Linked DNA regions of Homo sapiens: region 1 is linked to region 2. A link is a loop called in an ENCODE intact Hi-C map of the cell type or tissue named here. Cell type or tissue: Caco-2. All regions are shown on one strand. Links, peaks and the distances in the headings refer to the core of each region. The heading gives the core; the rest is flanking DNA. Region 1 has its middle 33 kb from the start of A4GALT. Region 2 has its middle 59 kb from the start of A4GALT.

Region 1 (5,347 bases), core at 1-5,000, 92 kb after region 2:
AGCTACTCGGGAGGCTGAGGCAGGAGAATTGTTTGAACCTGGGAAGCAGGGGTTGTGGTGAGCCGAGATCGCACCACTGTGCTCCAGCCTGGCTGACAAAAGCGAGACTCCGTCTCAAAAAAAAAAAAAAAAAAGGCCGGGCACGGTGGCTCATGCCTGTAATCTCAGCACTTCGGGAGGCTGAGGCAGGCAGATCATAAGGTCAGGAGTTCAAGACCAGCCTGGCCAATATGGTGAAACTCCATCTCTACTAAAAATACAAAAACTAGCTGTGCATGACTTGGGGCGCCTATAGTCCCAGCTACTCGGGAGGCAGAGGCAGAATTGCTTGAACCCGGGAGGCGGAGTTTGCAGTGAGCCAAGATCGCACCACTGCGCTCCAGCCTGGGTGACAGACTGAGATTTCATCTCAAAAAAAAAAAAGGAAATTATGAAATTATGTGCATAAATGTCTGCTTAGGGCAGAGAGGTGGGTAGGAAGTGCCAGTTCCCAGGGAGGATGCTGTTGACTCCTTATCCACGGCCATTCTCCTCCCGCTTCTTTCTTGCTAAGGAAACCCCAAGTTTGTTCAACCCTCAGGTAGCTTAGGGCTGTAGAGGAAGTGGGCCCTCCCTAGGCCTGGGGGTGAATCTCTTTTGGTCTAAGCCAGTCCTAGTCATTCCAGTCCCTTCCTAGTAATTTGAGTGGAAATGGGCATATAATGCTATTCTGGCCAATGAGAGGGCAAGTCAGCTGGAAAAGAGGGCTCTGAGAAAATGTTCATAGACAAGAAAGCAACATTTCTGCATTTGGCAAAAGGGTGTAATGCTCCAAGCAATGGCAGCCATCTTGAGGCCGTGAGGGGACAAGTCTGAGATCAAATGTCACCATACTGCATCCTTGAAGACATGAAGACCTCAGCGAGCTGCTGAATTAACCAACCCTGAAAGCGCCCTATCCCGACTCCTTGTCTCGTGTGTTAGATGCTATTTACCATCCTCAAGTGTCCATTCTTCTTGTGGTCCTTAGAAAAAGAACACAGCGAGTTCTAGGCAGACATAGCACCTCCCCTTGGCAGCTGGCTGTGGCCATGTGACTAAGTCCAGGCCAATGGGATGTGAACAGGAGTGATGCGGGCAACTCATGGATGATCTTAAAGACATTTGCTTTGGGCACTCTAACCCGCTTCCCACTGGCTGGAGCATGGCAGCAGCTGGAGTGCTTTGCAGGGCACATTTTGGGGGTGGCAGAGTGGCCCCAGTGGCCTTGGAGCACTCACCTTGGGACTGTAATGTGAGACAGAAACAATCTTCTTTTTTTTTTTTTGAGACAGAGTTTGACTGTTGTTGCCCAGGCTGGAATGCAATGGCGCGATCTCGGCTCACCGCAACCTCCACCTCCCGGGATCAAGCAATTCTCCTGCCTCAGCCTCCCGAGTAGCTGGGATTACAGGTGTGCGTCACTACACCCAGCTAATTTTGTATTTTTAGTAGAGACAGAGTTTCTCCATGTTGGTCAGTCAGGCTGGTCTCAAACTCCCAACCTCAGGTGATCAGCCCGCCTCGGCCTCCCAAAGTTCTGGGATTATAGGCATGAGCCACCGTGCCTGGCCTAATTTTTGTATTTTTAGTAGAGACAGGATTTCACTGTGTTGGCCAGGCTGGTCTCGAACTCCTGACCTCAGGTGATCTGCCCACCTTGGCCTCCCAAAGTGCTGGGATTACAGGCATGAGCCACCGTGCCTGGCCTGGTCTCGTTTCTCTCCTTGGAAGTTGGTGGGGACCGGGGCTGGGTTCTGATTTTTGGCAGTGGACTAAAGCTGGGAGGAATGTCTCACGTCTCACCTCCCCTTGGTTTCCTGCTGCTGCTGCTGCTGCTGCCGCCACACCCACCCTGGAAGGGGATGCTCCTCCTCCCCCAACCCCACCGCAGCACAGATCACACCTGAGTCCAGGGCCTGAAGCCTGGTCCCACCCTGACCCCCAACCTCACAGCAGAATTCCGAGCACGCCTTGCACTGGGCTAGTCCAAGTTAGAACAAGCAGAGATTTAGGAACAAGTGAACCATGAAACCAGACTTCCAGGAACACGGGGGCTCACTCATCCCCGATCTCTGTTGGGCACTCAGAGGACATTACAATTTAATATTTAAACAAGAAGTTGAATATTGATACACCAGCAAGGGGGAATTATTTTCCTTCCCCTAGAGCTGCTGGGAAAACGACTCCCTGCTTGCCTATGCCTGGCCAGCTGGGAAGATTCTTAAATAACCGACTGGACACCGGCCCCAGGCCACGCAGTGCTCCCCCAGTAAAGGATAGGTCCACGTCTTTCTCAGTCCTGGCCAAAAACGTCTGTGAACACACCCACTAGAAACAAGCCAGGAACAAACCGCTGCTCTGAGGATCTGATTACATTTCCCCAGGGCAGGTTTCCACCAGAGCGAGCGCCCCTCCCTCCTCCTTTCCCAGAACTCCGTTGCCCAACAACTGTTCCAGCTCCTGCTCCTGAGGCGGGGGCAGCCTGAGGAAACCAGGGCCTCAGGCGACAGCCGGCTCTGTTAGGCAGGGGCAGGACAAAGTGCAAGGTCCCTCTGGAATCCCCCAAGGCAGAGGGCAGGAGCCAGACTCCTCCGGTAGCTGTGGGGGCTCGGAAGGGGACATTAGACTCTGGTCTGTGGCTGTTGGCGCAGGGAGGTGAAGAGTGGTAGCTGCCCCCCGAGGCAGGCACTGGACCCCTTCTCGGCTCCCCAGCCAGCCTCCTTCCTACCCTGTGCACAGAACAGTGAAGGTCTGGGTTCAAATCCCAGCACCGCCACCTACTTGCTGAGCTTCTTTCTCTGTGTGGAAAGTGGAGGTGTGATAACACCACTCTGTGTCGTAGAGAATGTGTTCTGTGCCAGGGGCTGGGCTGGCTCATTTGATCATTACAACCATGCTGGGAGGGGGCACCACCCATCTCTTTGCAAAAGAGGAGATGCACAACTCTGGCCAGGGGTCGGTGGCCAGGAGGCAGGAACGGAGGATCTTTGGGACCCCTGCCCTGCCCCGGGCCTTAGACCCATTGCTCCCAGCCCAGAGGTGCAAGAACACAGCACTGTGATGGGCAGAGGCTGGGGTCCTCACCTGGCCGGGTGGTGTGGTGGCAGCGGGCATCTTCTGGCCTTGCAGCCTTTCTGCTGTTACCTCTGCCCTGCCTGTGCCTGTCCTCACTGCCTCTGTGTTCTCCAGGATGCTACTCTTATTTCTGGCCAGCTGGATCCTACTCTTATTTCTGGCCAGCTGGATCCTGGCCCATTTACATAGTTGCATTAAGAGGCTGGGCTGAGGCCAGGTGTGGTGGCTCACGCCTGTAATCCCAGCACTTTGGGAGGCCGAGGCGGGCGGATCACTTGAGGTCAGGAATTCAAGACCAACCTGGCAAACATGGTGAAACTCCATCTATACTAAAAATACAAAAATCAGCTGGGCTTGGTGGCGCATATCTGTAATTCCAGCTACTTGGGAGGCTGAGGCACAAGAATCGCTTGAACCCAGGAAGTGGAGGTAGCAGTGAGCCGAGATGGTGCCATTGCACCACCACCCAGGTTGGAGTGCGGTAGTGCAATCATGGCTCTCTGCAGCCTCAAATTCCTGGGCTCAAGAGATCCTCCCCCCTCAGCCTCTGAAGTAGCTGGGACTACAGGCATGGGCCACCACGCCCGCCCAGCTAATTTTTAACTTTATTTGTAGAGTCGGGGTTTCACCATGTTGCCTGGGCTGGTCTCAAATTCCTGGCCTCAAGGGATCCACCTGCCTTGGCCTCCCAAGGTGCTAAGATTACAGGTATGAGCCACCGCGCCCGGGCTGGTTATTGTTTCTTGATCTGGTGCTGGTTAAGTGGTGTGTAATTTGGTGAAAATTCACCGATTTTAGATTTAGAGTTTGTGGACTTCAAGAACATTGACATGAACAACAAGACAGAGGCCGTGAGGGTGGAGGAGAGGGCAGTTGGAGAGGCACTTGGGCCAGGGAACAGGGCTGGATGTTGGGGATTTAGGGTGCAGCCTGGCTTCTGGCCAAGTGGCTGGAGAGATGGGAGGATGAGCAGATGAGACACGCAGCTGAGACTGAATGTGAGGGGCCCCCCAGAGATGTGGCTCCCGGGGACCCAGATTGAGAAGCTGACCTTAAGGTGATGGGAAGTGGTGCCGTAGGAAGGAGGGCTGGTTCTGGGTGAGGCAGCTGAATGAGGGGCATGGAACCTGAGCACCCATTCTAGGGGCTGCCTGCCCCCAGAGAGTGGGTTCTGGAGGAGGGCCTGGGGGAGATGGGGAGAGGACCAGAGCCAGCAGCATCCAAGGAGTGAGCAGGGTAGCATGGAGAAGTTCTGGAGCTGCTGCTGACACGTGGCCTCAGGAAAGAGAACCAAAAGCTGGGGCCCTCAGAGCCCCCTGTGTCAGCAGCGCCAGGCACCCTGGTCTGGGACAAAGGCAAGTGGCCACACCCACCTATTTATAGAAGGCAGCTGGCAGGGATCAGGGGAGCCTTACAGGGGCCCTGGGGGAGGGGGCACTGGCAGGGGATGATGAAGGCTCTGCCAGGTCTCTGCCAGCCCCGCCCATACCCTCAGAGCAGAGGCCAGGCCAGAGTTCAAGGAGATCTGGGACAGATGCAGGCCGACTGCACCCTGCAGGCACAGCTGGGCCTAGGAGCAGGGGCTTTTGTCCATCTGTGCTCTGTGGAGTGAGGGAGCTTTTTCTTCTCTGGCCTTGCTGTCCTTTCCTGTGGTATAGGAGACCCCATTTGTCTATGCCATGAGACCATGTACTCCTCCTGGAGCCCAGGGTGGGGTTCCCTCTTGGCCCCAGCCCAATCCAGGGTTGGACAGGACATGCCTGCTTACTGAGGGATGAATAAATGAGAAACTCACGTCCCCAGAGGCTGAGGGACCTGCACAAACCCCAGGCCTTCTCCTGGCCACTCACACCCCTCTGATGTTGCCCTAAAGACCTCAGGGCCTCCAGGTGCAGAGGCTCACACCTGTAGCCTCAGCACTTTGGGAGGCCAAGGTGGGTGAATCACTTAAAGCCAGGAGTTCAAGACCAGCCTGACCAACATGGCAAAACCCCATCTCTCCTAGAAATACAGAAATTAGCCAGGCATGGTGGCAGGCACCTGTAATCCCAGCTACTCAGGAGGCCGAGGCAGAAGGATTGCTTGAACCCAGGAGGCAGAAGTTGCAGTGAGCCGAGATCACGCCACTGCACACACCAGCCTGGGAAACAGTGCGAGACTCCATCTCAAAAAAAAAAAAAAAAAAAAAAAACCCTCAGTGCCCCCAACAGCAGGGGCTGCTGATAGGGTGAGTTAGGCCTCCAGACCAGGG
Region 2 (5,371 bases), core at 131-5,130:
ACTAAAAATACAAAAAATTAGCCAGGCGTGTTGGTGGGTGCCTGTAGTCCCAGCTACTCGGGAGGCTGAGGCAGGAGAATGGCGTGAACCCGGGAAGCGGAGCTTGCAGTGAGCCGAGATCGCGCCACTGCACTCCAGCCTGGGTGACAGAGCAAGACTGCGTCTCAAAAAAAAAAAAAAAAAAGTGGTTTTCTATTCCCTCCTTCCGCACCAGGGAAAAAGAATATTAATGTGTTTTCACAACAATCTATATGGAGGAGAAGAATTTAAATTCCTGTCAAGGATGAATTTGAAATAATCTTTTCATGGACTCTCATTTTTTATTTTCTGGGTTTTTTTTTTTTTTTTTTTTTGTGAGACTCACTCTGTTACCCAGGCTGGAGTGGATAGGAGTCACGTCACACTTCTCTAGCTGTAAGGACTCTAGGAGAGCAAGTATCTGCTCTTCTTGGCTTCCTTAGTCGGGGGCAGAACCTGTTTTTTTTTTTTTTTTTGCCAAAAGTCATGCAATGGGCCGGGTGCGCTGGTTCACGCCTGTAATCCCAGCACTTTGGGAGGCTGAGTTAGGTGGATCACCTGAGGTCGGGAGTTCGAGACCAGCCTGACCAACATGGTGAAACCCCATCTCCTCTAAAAATACAAAAATTAGCCAGGCGTGGTGGCGGGTGCCTGTAATCCCAGCTACTCAGGAGGCTGAGGCAGGAAAATTGCTTGAACCCAGGAGATGGAGGTTGCAGTGAGCCAAGATCACACCATTGCACTCCAGCCTGGGCAACAGTGAAACTCAGTCTCAAAAAAAAAAAAGTGGGGGGGCATGCAATGGAGCTTTCCCCAATGTATTCGTCACTTGTTGAACTGCTATAAAGAAATACCTGAGACTGGGTAATTTATAAGGAAAAGAGCTTTAATTGGCTCATGGTTCTGCAGGCTGTACACAAAGCATAGTGGCTTCTGCTTCTGGGGAGGCCTCAAGGAGCTTCAAAGCAGAAGGCAGAAGGCAAGTGGGAGCATGAGTCTTCCATGGCAAGCGCAGGACTGAGAGAGAGAGACAGGAGGTGTTATCCACTTTTAAACAGCCAGATCTCGTGAGATCTCACTATCCAGTACCAAGAGAGATGGTACTAATCCATTCACGAGAACTCTGCCCCATGATCCAATGGCCTTCCCCCGAGCCCTACCTGGAACACTGGGGATTACAACAGATCATGAGACTTGGGTGGGGATTCAGATCCAATCCATATCACCCAGACAAAATGTTTACTTGTATCATTAACTATTAGGCAGCCATGCATGTGCAGAACCTCACAGAGGTCATGACTGGTCTGAAAGGATGTTTAAGAAATGGCCAGAGCCGGGCGCAGTGGCTCACGCCTGTAATCCCAGCACTTTGGGAGGCCGAGGTGGGCGGATCACGAGGTCGGGAGATCGAGACCATCCTGGCTAACATGGTGAAACCCCATCTCTACTAAAAATACAAAAAAATTAGCCGGGCATGGTGGCGGGCATCTGTAGTCCCAGCTACTCCGGGAGGCTGAGGCAGGAGAGAGAGGCGTGAACCCGGGAGGCGGAGCTTGCAGTGAGCCGAGATCGTACCACTGCACTCCAGCCTGGGCGACAGAGCGAGACTCTGTCACAAAAAAAATAAAAAATAAGAAATGGCCAGTATATCGGTCAGGATACGATACATTATGCTGCAGGAACAAATGACTCCAACATCTCAGCAGCTTACGGAGATAAAGGTTTACTTCTCATTCAGGTCCACTGTAGATGGCCAATATTTTCACGTTGGGACCCAAGCTGATGAAACAGCCTCTAGAACATGACTGATCTCATAGCAGGGAAAAAGAAAAACAAACCAAAAACCCCACAGCAAGTCACATTCTGGCTCTTGAAGCTTCTGCTTGGAAGTGACAAACATAACTTCTGCCCATATACTATTGGCTAAAACAAATTATGTCTCCAAACCTGATTTCTGTGGAGCAGGAAGTGTGATATTACCCCAGGGATGGGCAATTAATATTTTTGAAACAGAATAGGAATATTTTGAATAGAATGCTTCAGTAGGCCAGGTGTGGTGGCTCACGCATGTAATCCCAGCACTTTGGGAGGCTGAGGCAGGTGGATCACCTGAGGTCGGGAGTTCGAGACCAGCCTCACCAACGTGAAGAAACCGTGTCTACTAAAAATACAAAATTAGCCAGGCTTAGTAGCGCATGCCTGTAATCCCAGCTACTTGGGAGGCTGAGGCAGGAGAATCGCTTGAACCCAGGAGGCAGAGGTTGCAGTGAGCCAAGATTGCGCCACTGCACTCCAGCCTGGGCAACAGAGCTAGACTTTGTCTCAAAAAATAAATTAAAAAAATAAATATAATAATAAAAAAGAGAAAAGTTAAATAGCACAGATATTATGTGAAATAATTAAAAATTAGACTTATTAAAATGTGTATTCTTCAGAAAAAGACCCTTAACACAGTATCAGAGATAGATATTGCTAAGGAACTGAATAATGTAAGTGGCTAGGGAAGACAGCAACGCTCAGAGATGTGTCCCCTGGGGCAACATGGTTCCACAGCAGATATGGCTGTTGGGATCCAGATTACAGCATTCTTGTGAGGCTCTAATCCCTAGTGCCCAGCCCCTTCCTCCAGCCATCCTTGAGAAGTAAAAACAGGAAGGCAGCAATGTAACAGAAGACAATACATGCGATAAAGTACTTGAAAGCCAGTAAGCGCCATCTAGTGGCAAGGGGATGATTTTTTCCCATTTTGTATGTACTGTCAAATTCAAACTGCATAGGACAATTTGCATTCCTATCAGCAGGGTGTGAGAGTTGCCAATGTTTTTGTTTTTGTGTGTTTTTTTGTTTTGTTTTGATTTTTGAGATGCAATTTCACTCTTGTCGCCCAGGCTAGAGTGCAGTGGCGTGATCTCGGCTCACTGCAACCTCCGCCTCCCAGGTTCAAGCGATTCTCCTGCCTCAGCCTCCCAAGTAGCTGGGATTACAGGCACCCACCACCATGCCCAGCTAATTTTTGTATTTTTAGTAGAGATGGGGTTTCACCACATTGGCCAGGCTGGTTTCAAACTCCTGACCTCAGGTGATCCTCCTGCCTCGGCCTCCCAAAGTGCTGGGATTACAGGTGTGAGCGACCGTGCCTGGCAGTTTACAGTATTCTACCTTGTCACTAAGCTTGCTAAGTTCAGACTCACTAAGTTTTCTCATTTTAATGAATACAGAATAGTATTTCTGATAAACTGATAGTAAGATTTAGAGGCTTATTGCTGGGCATGGTGGCTCACGCTTGTAATCCCAGCACTTTGGGAGGCCAAGGCGGGCGGATCAGATGAGGTCGGGAGTTCGAGGTCAGCCTGACCAACATGGAGAAACCCGTCTCTACTAAAAATACAAAATTAGCTGGGTGTTGTGGCGCATGCCTGTAATCCCAGCTACTTGGGAGGCTGAGGCAGGAGAATCGCTTGAACCCGGGAAACAGGTTGCGGTGAGCTGAAATCACGCCATTGCACTCCAGCATGAGCAACAAGAGCAAAATTCTGTCTCAAAAAAAAAAAAGAGAGATTTAGAGGCTTGCTTCTGATTCCATTTTTAAAATGTATTTATTTAGGCCAGGTGCAGTGGCTCACGCCTGTAATCCCAGCACTTTAGGAGGCTGAGGCAGGCGGATCACCTGAGGTCCGGAGTTCGAGACCAGCCTGACCAACATGGTAAAACCTTGTCTCTACTAAAAATACAAAAATTGCCAGGCGCGGTGGCTCACGCCTGTAATCCCAGCACTTTGGGAGGCCGAGACGGGCGGATCACAAGGTCAGGAGATCGAGACCATCCTGGCTAACACGGTGAAACCCCGTCTCTACTAAAAATACAAAAAAATTAGCCAGGCGTGGTGGCGGGCGCCTGTAGTCCCAGCTACTCGGGAGGCTGAGGCAGGAGAATGGCGTGAACCCAGGAGGCGCAGCTTGCAGTGAGCGGAGATCGTGCCACTGCACTCCAGCCTGGGCGACAGAGCAAGACTGTCTCAAAAAAAAAAAAAAATACAAAAAATACAAAAATTAGCCGAGCGTGGTGGCAGGCGCCTGTAATCCCAGATACTTGGGAGACTGAGGCAGGAGACTGAGGCAGGAGAATTGCTTGAACCCAGCAGGCAGAGGTTGTGGCGAGCTGAGATCGCGCCATTGCACTCCAGCCTGGGCAAAAAGAGCGAAAAGTCCATCTCAAAAAAAAAAAAATTATTTATTTAGGTAAGGATATATATGTATACTGTATTTTTTTTTTATACGAGTCTTGCTCTGTTGCCCAGGCTGGAATCCAATGGCATGATCTCAGCTCACTGCCGACTCTGCTTCCCAGATTCAAGTGATTCTCCTGCCGCAGCTTCCTGAGTAGCTGGGACTACAGGCGTGTACCACCACCCCCAGCTAATTTTCTATATTTTTAGTACAGGCGGGGTTTTACCATGCTGGCCAGGCTGGTCTCGAACCCCTGACCACAGGTGATCCGCCCGCCTCGGCCTCCCAAAGTGCTGGGATTACAGGTATGAGCCACTGCTTCCAGCCACTTTATATATGTATACTCTATTCTCTATGTACTTCCGATGGTACCACATCAAGAGGCACATAATGTCTTGTTATCAATCAAATGTTGTTCAAATGTGGTTGGCCTGATTCATCAATAGATACAGTAATAAGGTTTCTTATCTATCTTTCACCCAATGGTTTTAGAAACCACTGATGATTGGCTGGGCGCTGTGGCTCACGCCTGTAATCCCAGCACTTAAGAGGCCGAGGGGAGCAGATCACGAGGTCAGGAGTTCGAGACCATCCTGGACAACATGGTGAAACCCTGTCTCTACTAAAAATACAAAAAGTAGCTAGGTGTTATGGCGTGGGCCTATAGTCCCAGCTACTTGGGAGGCTGAGGCAGGAGAACTCTTTAGAACCCAGAAAGTGGAGGTTGCAGTGAGCCAAGTTTGCACCACTGCACTCCAGCCTGGCAACAGAGCGAGACTCCGTCTAAAAAAAAAAAAAAACAACAACAACACTGATGATTATTACTTAGATTCATCATTTCATAAAGGATTTGAAAAAAATAGTAATTTTCTAATTTTATTATTCCTTCTGCATTTATTTATTTATTTATTTTGAGATGGAGTTTCACTCTTGTTGCCCAGACTGGAGTGCAATGGCACGATCTCGGCTCACTGCAACCTCTGCCTCCCAGGTTCAAGCGATTCTCCTGCCTCAGCCTCCCAAGTAGCTGGGATTACAAGCATGAGCCACCACAAGCGGCTTATTTTTGTATTTTTAGTACAGACGGGGTTTCACTATGCTGGTCAGGCTGGTCTCGAACTTCTGAC

The links. Hi-C counts contacts between places; a loop is a spot of excess contacts. Peaks named below come from ENCODE experiments on the same cell type or tissue, not always from the same donor. Only the 100,000 strongest peaks of a DNase experiment are listed, where the experiment ranks them.
Region 1: a loop joins it to region 2, with 1.9 times the contacts of the local background. A loop is called at or near these places in 5 of 110 quality-filtered maps.

What each region holds. Positions count from the first base shown.
Region 1 is chr22:42,685,616-42,690,962 of GRCh38, reverse strand. No RefSeq gene overlaps it. Among named protein-coding and RNA genes, the nearest start is that of A4GALT, 33 kb to the left of the region's middle. RefSeq lists enhancers at 2,219-3,110, 3,111-4,000, 4,001-4,892. In Caco-2, for the core only: no CTCF peak of the experiment used is centred there; DNase peaks (open chromatin) are centred at 1,922, 2,472 and 3,702.
Region 2 is chr22:42,777,632-42,783,002 of GRCh38, reverse strand. No RefSeq gene overlaps it. Among named protein-coding and RNA genes, the nearest start is that of A4GALT, 59 kb to the right of the region's middle. RefSeq lists a silencer at 2,777-2,826. In Caco-2, for the core only: a CTCF peak has its summit at 2,811; a DNase peak (open chromatin) is centred at 2,662.